Linked DNA regions of Homo sapiens: region 2 is linked to region 1. A link is an interaction called in ENCODE POLR2A ChIA-PET data of the cell type or tissue named here. Cell type or tissue: B cell. All regions are shown on one strand. Each heading gives the region's core, and the rest is flanking DNA. Links, peaks and the distances in the headings are about the cores only.

Evidence for each region. Peaks named below come from ENCODE experiments on the same cell type or tissue, not always from the same donor. Only the 100,000 strongest peaks of a DNase experiment are listed, where the experiment ranks them.
Region 2: POLR2A ChIA-PET joins it to region 1 with 10 read pairs; 1 of 35 experiments calls an interaction of 5 or more read pairs at or near these places.

Annotation. Positions count from the first base shown.
Region 1 is chr6:150,923,623-150,930,297 of GRCh38, forward strand. It overlaps MTHFD1L (methylenetetrahydrofolate dehydrogenase (NADP+ dependent) 1 like), which reads left to right. Exons shown (of 28, transcript NM_015440.5): 11 at 2,500-2,673. Among named protein-coding and RNA genes, the nearest start is that of MTHFD1L, 61 kb to the left of the region's middle. In B cell, for the core only: a CTCF peak has its summit at 5,531; a DNase peak (open chromatin) is centred at 3,689; H3K27ac peaks cover 1,749 bases.
Region 2 is chr6:149,059,645-149,066,319 of GRCh38, forward strand. All of the region lies in intron 7 of UST (uronyl 2-sulfotransferase), which reads left to right. Among named protein-coding and RNA genes, the nearest start is that of UST-AS2, 30 kb to the left of the region's middle. RefSeq lists enhancers at 6,248-6,327, 6,348-6,675. In B cell, for the core only: no CTCF peak of the experiment used is centred there; a DNase peak (open chromatin) is centred at 927; H3K4me3 peaks cover 350 bases; H3K27ac peaks cover 1,295 bases.

The DNA of each region.
Region 1 (6,675 bases), core at 983-5,982:
CCTACCAAAGTGCTGGGATTACAAGCATGAGCCACCGCACCGGGGCTGACTCATTTTTTACCTGATAACCAGTTGCTTTATAGAATTGAACTCCATTTCCTTGGACAGTCAGATGAACACCCTGGTTCAGTTCTACCCACTAGGAGGGTGTGACCCTCCTGGACATGTTTTCATCCCTGCAATAGACGAAACATCTCAGTTATGCTCTCTGTTCATTAATTATATAAGTTGCAATGAGGAATGTTATTCTTTGTAATATCATCCCTGGGCTTGTGCAATCTGTTTCATAAAATATCTTATTTTAGAGTTATTTTTGTTGTTATAAGACCTTAGATTTTAAAAGTAAATCAATAATTTCTACTTACAAAGTGCTAAAAAAGATTAAGATAGATTCCACCAAATTGTGTACCAAAGTTTCAAAGTAAATTCTTCTTGTTAAATAATTAAATCCTTTTCTCCCCCAAGAAGAATTTACTTTGAAATCATTGATTTCTAGACCCACTGGGCAAAGAGAAGCAGGCTGAGTAGTTTATAAATCACCCCAAAAATCGGATGATGTCTCTGTGACTAGCTAGTAAAGAGAAAACCTTACAGGTGTTTGTTTTGTTTTGTTTTTGAGACAGAGCCTTGCTCTGTTGCCCAGGCTGGAGTGCAGTGGCTTCATCTCTGCTCATTGTAACCTTCACTTCCTGAGTTCAAGCGAGGACATCTGGCTAATTTTTGTATTTTTAGTAGAGACAGGGTTTCACCATGTTTGCCAGGCTGGTCTTGAACTCCTGACCTCAAGTGATCTGCCCTCCTGTGCTCCCAAAGTGCTGGGCTTACAGGCATGAGCCACCATGCCAGGCCTGTTTTGTTTGCTTGTTTGTTTTTTGAGACAGTCTTATTCTGTTGCCCAGGCTGGAGTGCAGTGGTGCAATCTCAGCTCACCTCAACCTCCGCCTCCCAGGTTCAAGTGATTGTCCTGCCTCGGCCTCCCGAGTAGCTGGGACTACAGGTGCCACCACCACACCTGGCTAATTTGTTTGTATTTTTAGTAGAGACGGGATTTTGCTATGTTGGCCAGGCTGGTCTCAAACTCATGGACTCAAGTGATCCTCCCGCCTTGGCCTCCCAAAGTGCTGGGATTACAGGCGTGAGCCTCTGCAGCCTGCCAAAAGCTTACACATTGTTCAAGATTAAGCTCTTCAATTTAGGAGATTGTGGGAAGAGAGAGACAGAAAAAAACTATGGCCAGGAAGGCAAAACAAAGTAGGAGGCTAGAAAGGAAAGGTCGGATAGGTGGAGGCCTGGAAAGGAATACTCAGCGGTACTTGAGGGGGGTAACCTGAACTCCTAGTTTCTCTGGTGCCCTTTGGAGAAGTCTGGGTGGAGGTGTGTTTGCTGTTGCCTCTTACCCCCGGGTCAGGCCCCTACAGGATCCTGGAGGAGAGTCTAGGGTGGTCTGAACACTGAGGGTAGATTACCTGCAGTAGCTACAGAAACAGTCAGGGCCAAGGGGCTGACTAAAGTCCACTGAGGGGGTTGATCTGCCCACCGCAAGGAGGCAGACCACAACAAAAATAAGTGTTCTGGGGTGAGTGAAGGAATAGCTGTCCTCTCTGATGCAACCTTTAAGGGTAGTCCCCCGCCGCGTGGTCTCCCGGGGTTAGTCTTGCTGCTGGGGGAACAGGTGTGCCTTCCATCTCTCACTCTCAGACACATGAAGGGCCTGACTGCCCAGCAAAGAAATGACTGAGCACATGAGCCCCAGAGGAAAGAGTCCAGCATTACACATGCTGGTATCCAGACCACTCCTGTAAGACGAGCAGTGGTGGCCAGTAAAATAGAAGAGTTCAGTTACGTGCCCAATGACTCTCTGGAGTTCCTACAATTTCCTGTCTGAACTTGGGCTCAGGGCACTAGGTCCTTTTACCGACAGTTATGTAATTAATAAAACATTTTGAAATATGATTTTAGACTGTAAATAGAGAGGGGGAAGTGTGGACACAGATAAAACGAAATAGCATTTCCACATTTTTTCTTTTTTTTTGTACTTAATCTCTAATGTGATAGTAATGTTCACATTTTTGAATAGCCAAGAGAAACATGTGGCCAGCCCGATCGGAGATTATTATGCAATGACCCTCTATTCATCGCTAATGAATACCATGATGGCCCATACAGAGCATTTTGCTCTGTAGTCGAATCACACTTGCAGGAGGGTTTTGGACACATTATAATATGCTGTTCTTGTCTCTATGCCATAGGTGTTATACTTCCACCTGGACACAATTCTAGGATCTTTGTGAGTTTTTTGGAGTTGCATTTCTAAAATGATACACCATTTTCTCATACACGTTAATTATTAGCAGTTGTGCTTATTACTGCCTGGGAGAAAGGACCCCAAAGTAATTGCATTGATTTCATCGTTGGCGTGATGTGTGGCTGTTTTCACTCCAGTTGTGACCACCTAAGCTGAGAAGCCTTTTCTCTCTTTCGTATTGTCTTTCCCCTCAGTGACATTGAGATTTCAAGAGGACAAACTCCAAAAGCTGTGGATGTCCTTGCCAAGGAGATTGGATTGCTTGCAGATGAAATTGAAATCTATGGCAAAAGCAAAGCCAAAGTACGTTTGTCCGTGCTAGAAAGGTTAAAGGATCAAGCAGATGGAAAATACGTCTTAGTTGCTGGGTAAGACACCATCTAACATCTACTTGATCAAGCAGACATATTTACAAAACTCTTCCCTATTTATCTCTCTCCTCGTACCCCTCAATCCATCCTATTCTCACATTTGACATTTCGTCCATTTCATTTGGCATTTCTTTATTTGGTGTGAGATAAGTTTTTATTTTCAGTGCAGAGCAAACTAGTCGACTCTACACAAGATAAAGTCAAACAAGTTGCAGTGCTTTATCTTTTGTTTCTCATATTATGTTGTTATTACCCCTGCTCCTCCTTGACTTTTTGAATTTCATTTTTCATTATAAAAATCAAAATAGGAATTGAAAGTAAACTATTTTGAACTGAGCAGTTTGTTTTGTGCGTTCTACTTGAAATATTTTCGTGGAAAAGGTACAGATAATCATATGAAACATGTTTTCCTGTTAATATCCTTGATCTTACCTACATATTCACATTTCAAAAGCTCATTATTTCCCTTTTTCTGCATTTCAAAACTAATGTTGGGCCATTTTCATTTGTGTTGGTTATTTTATAAAAGACAAATTCATAGTTTTTGTGAAAAGGAGTGTTTGCCTTTTTCCCCTTCTTTTTAAAAAAAGAAGTACATTCACTAGCTGAAAAGATGATAGAAAGCAAGGGATTTCAAATATTTATTCAGTGTGACCTGAGGGAACATCATGAGACCATATAAATTCCTTTGCTGCCTTGAAATTTCATTTCAGTGACTATTGCTTATGATGTATACAAAGCTTCAGGCACAAAACCTATTTGTCAGGCAGAGACATTTCTTGTAATTGGAATTGACTCCTAGGTAACTTTGTTTTTACGTATTTAATTATTAATGTAAGTGCTTTTTTCTTTATTTCTTTTTCTGGTTATAAAAAGAATGTAGTTTCATTGTAGAAATATTCTAAAAATTCAGAAAACAGAAGTGAAAAAGTAAAACATCCCAAACCCAAGCACTCAGAGGAAACAACTGTTGACCTGCGAGGACTGTTTTGACGCTGATAGAGTCTCTCAGCCATGAGGTCACACTCACATGCTATTGTGTAAGCAACCTGATTATTCAAGCATATGTGGCATACTGAGCTCCATGTGAGTGAATATTGAGCTATGTCACCATTTTTCATGACAACATAACATTCCATCACTCACATCCCAGATTCTTTTTTTTTTTTTTTTTTTGAGACAGAGTCTTGCTCTGTTGCCAAGACTGGGGTGCAGTGGTGTGATCTCAGCTCACTGCAAACTCTGCCTCCCGGGTTCAAGCGATTCTCCTGCCTCAGCCTCCCGAGTAGCTGGGATTACAGGCATGCGCCACCATGCCCAGCTAATTTTTGTATTTTTAGTCGAGATGGGGTTTCACCATGTTGGCCAGGCTTTTCTCGAACTCCTGACCTCAAGTGATCCACCCACCTTGGCATCCCAAAGTGCTGGGATTACAGGTGTGAGCCACCGCACCTGGCCACATCCCAGATTCTTAAACATGTTGGGGAAGCAGGGGCTGGGGGAGTAGCAAAATGCCCAGGATGAGGGTGGAGATCCCATCTTACACATCTTCTGGCACCTCTAGTTCCATCAATAAGTGCTACCCTGGTAGTTCTGAGTGTTTCTAATTGTCCAAGTGCACTGATGCAGAAAAATAATTTGAACATAGAATAGGGATGTTCCACAACTTACTTGACCAATTTTCTATTGATGGGCAATCAAAGTGTTCCCAATTTTTGCCATTTTAAACTGCTAGAATTAACAACCTTGGGCATGTGGATTTGTGCATCTGTTTAATTATCTCCTTAGGAAAAATCCCCGGAAGTGAGTTCAATTATTTATAACCACAAATAAAGCAAAAATATTATCCAAAACAGGCCAAGCGCGGTGGCTCACACCTGTAATCCCAGCTCTTTGGGAGGCCGAGGCAGGTGGATCACAAGGTCAGGAGATCGAGACCATCCTGGCTAACATGGTGAAACCCCGTCTCTACTAAAAATACCAAAAAATTAGCCAGGCGTGGTGGCAGGCACCTGTAGTCCCAGCTACTCAGGAGGCTGAGGCAGGAGAATGGCGTGAACCTGGGAGGCGGAGCTTGCGGTGAGCCAAGATCACGCCACTGCACTCCAGCCTAGGTGACAGAGCAAGACTGTCTCAAAAAAAAAAAAAAAAAAAAAAAATCACCTCTTTAATGATATAGTGATTTCTTCAAATCCTTTTTCCCTCCTCCTGTCCCACTTTCCTGTCCTCCTCTTTCTCCTTCTCTTTGTGTAGCTTTTCTTTTTTTTTTTTGAGATGAAGTCACCCAGGCTGGAGTGCACTGGTGCGATTTTGGCTCGCTGCAACCTCTGCCCCCTGGGTTCAAGCAATTCTTGTGCCTCAGCTTCCCAAGTAGCTGGGATTCCAGGCATGCACCCCCACGCCTGGCTAACTGTTTTTGTATTTTTATAGAGACGGGGTTTCGCCACATTAGCCAGGCTGGCCTTGAACTCCTGGCCTCAAGTGGTCCGCCCGCCTCCTCCTTCCAAAGTGCTAGGATTACAGGTGTGAGCCATCATGCCCAGCTTCTGTAGCTTTTTTGTAAGAGGGACAGACAGCCAGGGCCTCTCTGAATCCCTCAGCAGTTGGCATTGTAAGGAATTCATCCTTTGCTCCACACCTTGGTTGCCTGTGGCTTCACCCTTCTCCCGCAGGCTTCCAGGCTCACTGCAGTTAGATTCCTGAGCCCCTTTCCAACCTAGAACCCCAAACTTAATGTCCCCATAATCGAGTGTGGGAAAGTTCCTGGCTGAGGGGAGGGGTTGGCTCCACCTGCAGGCACCCTCTGGGCCCACACCCTGCAAGGAGCTGCCTCTGGTTAGATTGGCTCCGGGGTCTCTGAGTTTAGGGCACAGTTTAGTCAGGGTTGTTTTATGGCAGTATGCTTGATGCATATTTGTCTGCAATTAATAAACAAACTCTTGGCCATTAAGACCTTGAAAAAGCATTTGATTTGTGAAATTGGTTCCTTTCTTCCAGGCTTCAGATGATCTTGGTAGGTGGGTTTGCAGGCTTTCTCACCCTGTTCAGATAGGAACACTTAAGGAAAACTTGGTAGGATGTGTTGTCTGTTTATGAAGGAAGAATCCTGCAGCAGATTTTCTTATCCAGTCCTTGTGCTTTACTCCATTTTGGGCTTGTCAATAAAATCAGAAATCCAGATATGGATGGCTCTGACCTTAGCTTGGAACACAAAACTGATACTTCTAAAACAAAGCTGTGATGATACTGTTTTCAGGTTCCTTACTTGTAAACAAAGCTGGGCCTCCAGCCTCATGCTGGAGAATGCTAGCTAGCACGACTGCCTGGGGTTACAGCCAATGCAGTCCATGGCCAGTAGAACATTTCTCCACGCTGGCTTTTTGCTAGCATTAATATGTATAATCAAGCTGAAATTGGCCTGCCATGTTGTAAATAGAAAAGAAGACTAAAGATGAATTTTCAAGAACAGATTAAACACCAAGGGATCAACAATTCTTTTTCTGAAATTCTAAGTTTCTTTACCTAACAAAGACCTTTGAAGGAACAAAAATTAAATGGCCTGTCTCTTTTTTAACTGTAGTGGAAAAAAATAACCGTGCTGGTAAGATTATGATATATGTATGCATTTGTGGCACAGCTTGAAGATTTTTAGGAAATAGCCACACTGGATTCTATAAGGGAAGAATGAACAGCCCCTTCTCCCCAACACAACAAATGATATATTTTTTAGGGCTGTAAACTGTCATCAGTATCTAATCCCTTAATAGCTGAATATTGATATCAGTTTAGATCACAGGCAACTATTTTATCGATAGCCTAAAGTGGGCCTGGCATGACGGGTTGTGCCTATAACCCAATTACTCTGGAGACTGTGGGTGGATCACTTGAGGCCAGGAGTTCAAGACCAGCCTGAGCTGCATAGCAAGACCCCATCTTTAAAAAATACAAACAAACAGCAAAAAGCAGCACTGGTTTAAAGCAACATTTGTAATCTAAAGT
Region 2 (6,675 bases), core at 874-5,873, 1.9 Mb before region 1:
AAGCATTGAGCTTAGTCGGTGCTCAGTACAGCATTGATGACTAAGCAAAAAGAATCCAGGCAAGAAAATAACTAACTACCACCACCGCCCACCCCCGCTAGCAATTTCAGCAGATTCTGAGCATAAGTAGTGTGGAGTTGAATCCCCCAGGCAATAACCTAGAAGCCCCAGGCAATAACCTAGAAGCCCGTCCAACAGCTGCCCTCATCTCCAATTCCATGGGGTTAGGACCCGCCTCCGTGATGTTTCTGAAAATGCATTCCTCCTCCGGGCTGATTTCCATTCCACAGGGGCCCAGTGCCCTGGTCTTGGTGGGCCCTCAGCGACCTACCCCACACAGACCAATACTTTCTCTTCCTGGTTCCTTTTACTGTGTTCCCTGCTTCCAAAAATCCAAGCAAAGTGTGTGCATTAGAAACCCTTCATTCTCTTTCATCAAAGGAACCTAGCGGTTTCTGCATTTTTAAACAACAAGAAAGTAAATCATGAACTTTTACTTGGCTACATAGATCAAAGATTCTCTTGAAGGTCCAAGTGATCTCAAATTATTTTTAATTATTTATATTTCCAGATCTGAATAAAAGACTGCAAAACACACCCCAAAAGTTTTCTGTTTACTTTATCAACCCTCAGCACCAAGGCAGCCATGAAGTGCTTTTTGTTCTTTTCTCCCTTCATGGCCATACCACCAGGAAGGTGGTCTTAACATGCCATCGATCATATCTGAGTGGCAAATGTAGCGCTGGCCCGGCCAGCCCAGCACATATCGCTGTGAGCCGCAGTGACACACATTCATTTCCGCTGGAGGCAGCCCTAGGGAGTCCGGCGGCCCTGCAGCTGTATTTCATCTCTTTGAACTGTATGGCCTCCCCTATAATTCAGGAAATGAGTTTACTCTATCTGTGACAAGCATCATGTTCACACAGTTTTGGGAGCGGCCAGCGTGGTGCAGGGCTGTATGGGAATGGAGGTGGCAGGCGTTTGCCAACCCTGGGGAGTACACCGACGGTACTTCCTCTCCCACTGCCGAGTGCTCCACTTGACCGTGACTTTCGGCACACCTGTTGCCTGAGAAAGTGTGCTTTATCCCCGTGTGCTGGGAATCTCTGGCTGTAATCTAACCTGAGATGAGTAAGTCAGTTTCTTAGACAGGGCGCTTCTTAAAACAGCAAGGCCTCTCAGTTGATCACCACTCAGCTCCCCTGAAGCTGTAGAACTGGTGCCTGTCTTTTGTCCATGCTTATTTTTTTTCGCTGGTAAACTTTGGCCCCTCTTTTGGTTGTTATTAAACTAGTATTTGTTTGGTGCACATAATCTCTGCTGGACCAGGTTAAAACAAGTGCAGATTGTTAAGGGAAGAGGGCTCTGGTCAGCGCGGAGTGTGCATACACTCGGATCAAGGAAAGGAATGCCAGAGCCAGCCCAGCATCAAAATACACTGCAAGTTGGTGGTGAGCTTTTGTTATTTTGCGTATGGTTAACCATCTCGGAGGTCATAAAGCGAGGCCTCTGTCCTCCGGTGCAGCAGCTGGGTTTATACAGTATTTCCAGATTGTTTATTCTGGCCCAGAGCCAGGGCTACATCGTTTTTCCATTATGCATGTTTGACAGATGAAGAGAGGTGGGAAGTGGGACTCCCAGGAACAGGTCTGTGATTTCCTTTCTATTTACATTAAAGGGACTTTTAGGAGTACTGAAGATTATGAACCAGTTCAAACATATGTCAATGCAGCAGAGGTAGAGAAGCTGCTATGTTTGCAAAAAATGTTCAGATCTTGGGCAGTAAAACAAAATCAAAGCAAAATCTTGGGCAGTGAGCACATCGTGCTTGTCACTGCCCAGTCTTGCATGCAGACAGGTTACTGGCGAGTGATATTTATCATTCACATCCAGAAGTTAAGCTAGTGTTTGTTTGGCAGGGCATTGGGAGGAGCCCCTGAGTTGGCAAACCAGAATCTGTGTGCAATCCACTGACATATGCATTTCATGCAGATGGGTGTGCCTGGTGCCGGGCAGAGATGTGTTTCCAAGGTCCCAGTAGAACTTTTTCCCTGCAGCCTTTTCCCTGAGCCACCAGCTTTCTGTGGATACTCCCAAAAGCCCGGGCTAAGTTCTTCCACCAGGAAGTGTTCAAGACTGACCAAAGAGCCACAGTTCACATTGTATCCACAGCAAAGTCCTTGGCACATAGGTCAAATGGATGTGATTGAATGACTGTTTTCCTTCTAAATAAAACACTTTCATTTTGCTAATGGAGAAACATCACTAAAAAGTACCAAAAGTGATGGCAAATTAAGTAACTGACCAGCATTCATACAGCAAAGTCAGGTCACACAAATAAATGTCTTTTTACCCAACAGTGTTTGAATCTTCAGTTAATGGCTGGGGTAAATATCACACCCAGCACAAATTCATTAGCTGCAAGACGGTGGCTTCTACATAGCTATTTGTGTTTGTGGTGAACCTTCCTTATCATGGCATGTCTTAAGCTTGGCTAAGTATTTGCAAGCGTTCTGTCACCATAACATAATGTTCTTCAACAGAGTGGCTAAGAAAAGCAAATACCACTACCTCTCCAGAACAACCTGTGATCCAAACCTTCTCTGTCAGCCTACTATCCAGAAATTCAATTTCCAGAAATGGAAAGTTTGCTCAGGAAGGACCCTCAACTAAGGAAGGAATTTAGCTAAAAAGTGAAGTATGCATAGTCAACACTGAAAGTTGCCCTTTGGGTTAATCCAGTCTTGCAGATGGATTTAAAATACAGGTTTCAAATCAACAAACATTTATGGAGGGTGGTTAGGTGCCAGGCATGGAGCTGGACACTGGGGAACTAAAAATGAAAAAGACACAGTCCCTTTCAGTGTGAAAACATTTTTGCTGGCTTGCAAGTTTTTCACCAGATCCTCCCAGACTTACCAAAGCATTCCCCTCATCTTAGAACACTCAAGCCCTTCTTTTCAATGGATTCCCTGAATGCCAGAATACACACAGGGCAAGGAGAAGTGGGTGGTTATAGATTTCCACTCAATTTGGAAATTAACAGCCTGTGGTGTAGCAAAAAGGTGCAAGGCTGAGAATCAGAAAGCCCACTTTCCAGTGCTTGGACTGAAATGTCCTGGCTGTACAGCCTTGAGCTGGTCTTGTGACCTCTGGGGCCCTTGGTATCTGTAAGTAAAATGGGTACTGGGAAGATTGAGCAAGGTAGTGAGGGGCGATGTGAAAGCGCATTAATCCACAGAGCCCTATGAAAATGAGAGGGATGTGCTTCTCTGCAGGACTTGTATGAGAAGTTGCACTGTTCGGGCTACTATTTGTAAAGTTTTAATAATACAGAAAGCAGCCCCCTCCTGGCCTCATGCCAGGTTTTATTCTCTACCAACATTGGGTGGCCAACTACAGATTTTTATGTCACTGGGGGCCAGCTGTTAGAAGAATCTCCACTCAGGACCGTAACTACTCTGTAGTGTCCCTGCCACTCCCTCCCCAGGGACAGCGCAGAGCCTGGAAGTCTATCCCCCTGTGGCCCTGACTCTATGGCTGATTGGACATGTCTATAAAGAAAAAACAATCTCTATTGTGTTCTTTAAATAGAAAGCTCAAAGTTTGTTTTTTTACTTTGTTTTCCCTCTTCTGAACACTTCATAGCTCAAAACCAGTGCCTATTTTGAGGAAATTTTCAATAGTTATCATAAAATTAACTAAGGGAATTATTTGACCAATCCCTAAAGGTAATAAGAAAAAACTTTTTAAAAAAATATCAAAAACATCCTGAAGCCACAGCTTCTTTTTGCCAAAAAGTATTGATGAATTAAAGTAGAGAGGCAGAAAAATGTGCCTTGCCAGCACTATTGGTCCCAAAAGGCAACCAAACCACAAAGTTAAACACTGAAATGTACAGACCCCAGCCAGATGGGAGGGTAGACTGCTTCTCGCTAAGGACCCAGCATTTGTGGGTCTCCTAGGAATTTCTGTGAAACTCCTTCAGATACTGCCTTTGTGCCCAGCTGTCTGTCTCCATCTCACAGACACAGCCAAGCCTTCCTTGAATCTGACAGCACCCTCGTCCTTCTGATGGTTTCTTTTGTTCCCTCAAGAAGCCTGTACAGAGGAGAACTGTGTTTCCCCAGGTGCTGAGCTGTGGAAATACAAAGATAAATGGGGTATCGCTTTTGTCCTGATCACTCAGTATAAAAAGCCTCTTTGGAAGAACAGCTAAATGAAACCTGGTGGAGATGTTAAGAATAAAATCTAGAGAAAATTTTTTAGGAGGTGGATAGTGCCTCAGAGGCCTCCTAAAAGTTTTCCATCTCTTGATTGAAACACACACAGAATCTATACTCTCAGACGTGCACACACAGCACATACGGCAAATCTTCATGATCTTGTAGTAAGTATGAAAGACCCAACTCCATGCAGAGTATTTAAGATAAGCCCAATAAGCCTGGTCTCCCTGGTGAGGATTTCTGACCAAACAGAAGAAATGTTGACTCCAGCAAATGAATCAGAGTGAGATGCCCTCTCTGCCCCCATGGTGACAAGCCTTGTGAGCAGGCATCTCCCTTAGACTGTGAGCTCCATCCACTCGTCAGCAATGTGGAGAGTTAAGAACCTGGGCTCATTAGTCAGACTTCCCCACACCCAACTTCGGGCTTCACCACTTACCAGCTGTGTGAGCCTGCACAAACTTCTAAATTCCAATGCCACAGCTTTAAATGGTGATAATAAGAGACCTCTACAGCACTGGGAGCTTTATAAGGATTAAATGTGTGTTTAGATATCTTACAATTCTTGGCACAGAGAAAGCTCTCAAAGTGCCAACTGATGATGATGATGATGGTGATGATGATGATGCCCCATTCACTGCAACAATTCCTGTGCGTGGTGCAGAATAGCTATTCAACAAATCTTTGCAGAAAGAGGGAAGGAAGATGATATTGGGCACACCAGTGAGGCCTAATTGAAGCCTTGATTTTGACGAGAAGCACTTACTCTCTAGGTTTATGAAAGCCTGAATTTTAGAATCTTTAAAGCAGAAGCATAAAACTCGACTTTCTATAACAGCCAGTCAGGTAACATAAAAGAATGAACCGGCATTTAGAGTCTGAGGCAAACTGGAAAGCCCTGGCCTCTTTCACGGGGGCAGTCACACTTGGCTCCAGAAGAATGTAGCCGCCCTTTGAGAAAAGCCAGAAATCCAGCTTTCCATGTGAAATAGACCAAGCCTTACAACAACTGAATCCATTTCTAAAAAAAAAAAAATACCCCACGGGCCAAACAACACATTGCCTGCCAGTCCGATCTTGGGCTGCCTTTTTGCCACCCTGTCTTAAAGGGAGGAGCTCTGTATTCGTCTCTTTCTTTTAAAATGTTTATCAGTGGGCACAAGAGACATGAGCCCCTTGAAGTTACTCTCAGTTCCTGCTAGGATCAGAGAACGCTCATGGAGTGAGGTCTTCACTTCTTCATGGTTAATCCGACAGTATGTGCTCACCTAACGAGGGCTTCTTCCCTTCCCAAGGAATGCTACTAATAAGTATAGATTTTTAAAGCATAATTGTTTTGTGGCTGAAATAACAACAATTATTTGAAAAAAAATCCTAACAACTTCCTCTAGAGCTGCTATTATGGCAGTCTGGAGAGAGGCTGATTCCATAGTCCATGTAGCTTTGTTTTGTTTGGATGGAAAGTCTGGCATTTTACAAAAATGTGGAAAACTTAGCAATGGAATGACTTTTCCATAGCACCGATTATCGTACAGCAAGACACACATCCATATGTCTTTGAAATGAGATTTTTAAGAATTCTCTGCTTATTATACAAGACAAACCACCTCTGGTCTTTCCATATGAAGGTGATAGTTTTCTACAGGCTCATGAAAGCTGCCCTGGTTATGGTGCAGTACTTAAAGTTAGGGAAAAATCTCAACATAGATGGGGACCCAGATTCAAATTCGTTTTTTCACTTACCAGCCAGCTATGTGACCTTGGGTAAGTTTCTATTTCTCCATCTGCAAAAGAGGGGTCATGATATTCACCTCACAGGGTTATTGAGAATATCAAATAAAATAATGTATATGATGATCCAAACTCATAATGGGTGTTCCCCATCAATATTGGTTGAATCTGAGTCTCTGTTTCTCCTGGCACAAAATAGCACTCCTGTTTCTGACCGCGACATAACCCTCTGGCAATGTCATTAACCTTATTAAATTTGGCAGCTCTGTGGAAAACGAAGGTCAAAAAAGCTGTCATTGTTTATATAAACTGTTCATTTTGTTGTTCACAGTGCTATGAGGACTAAAGGATAGAGGGTTGGATGCTGCCACCCAGGGAGTAACCAGGGAGAAGGGAAGAGGCTGGAACAGAGCCTGAGGAGGACTGGTCTTTATAAGACAGGCTGGGAAAGAGGAGGGCGTAGAGAAGATGGAAAGGGAGTGATCAGAGAGAGGTGAGGGTGCCAGGAAAACACTGTTGCAGATGCAGGGGTTTCAAAATGGAGTGTGTGGCCCACAGTGTGATGGGGTCATGCTGTGAGGCGCCCTCTGAGCTACCAACAAGGAAGCGAGAGTAACTGAATGGAGTACAGAAGGAACAGAAAGCAGGTTTTGGTGAGTTCAGTCACGTACGTAAGCTGAAAATGTTACAACAAATGTAGACAGCTCTTCAGGAAGTT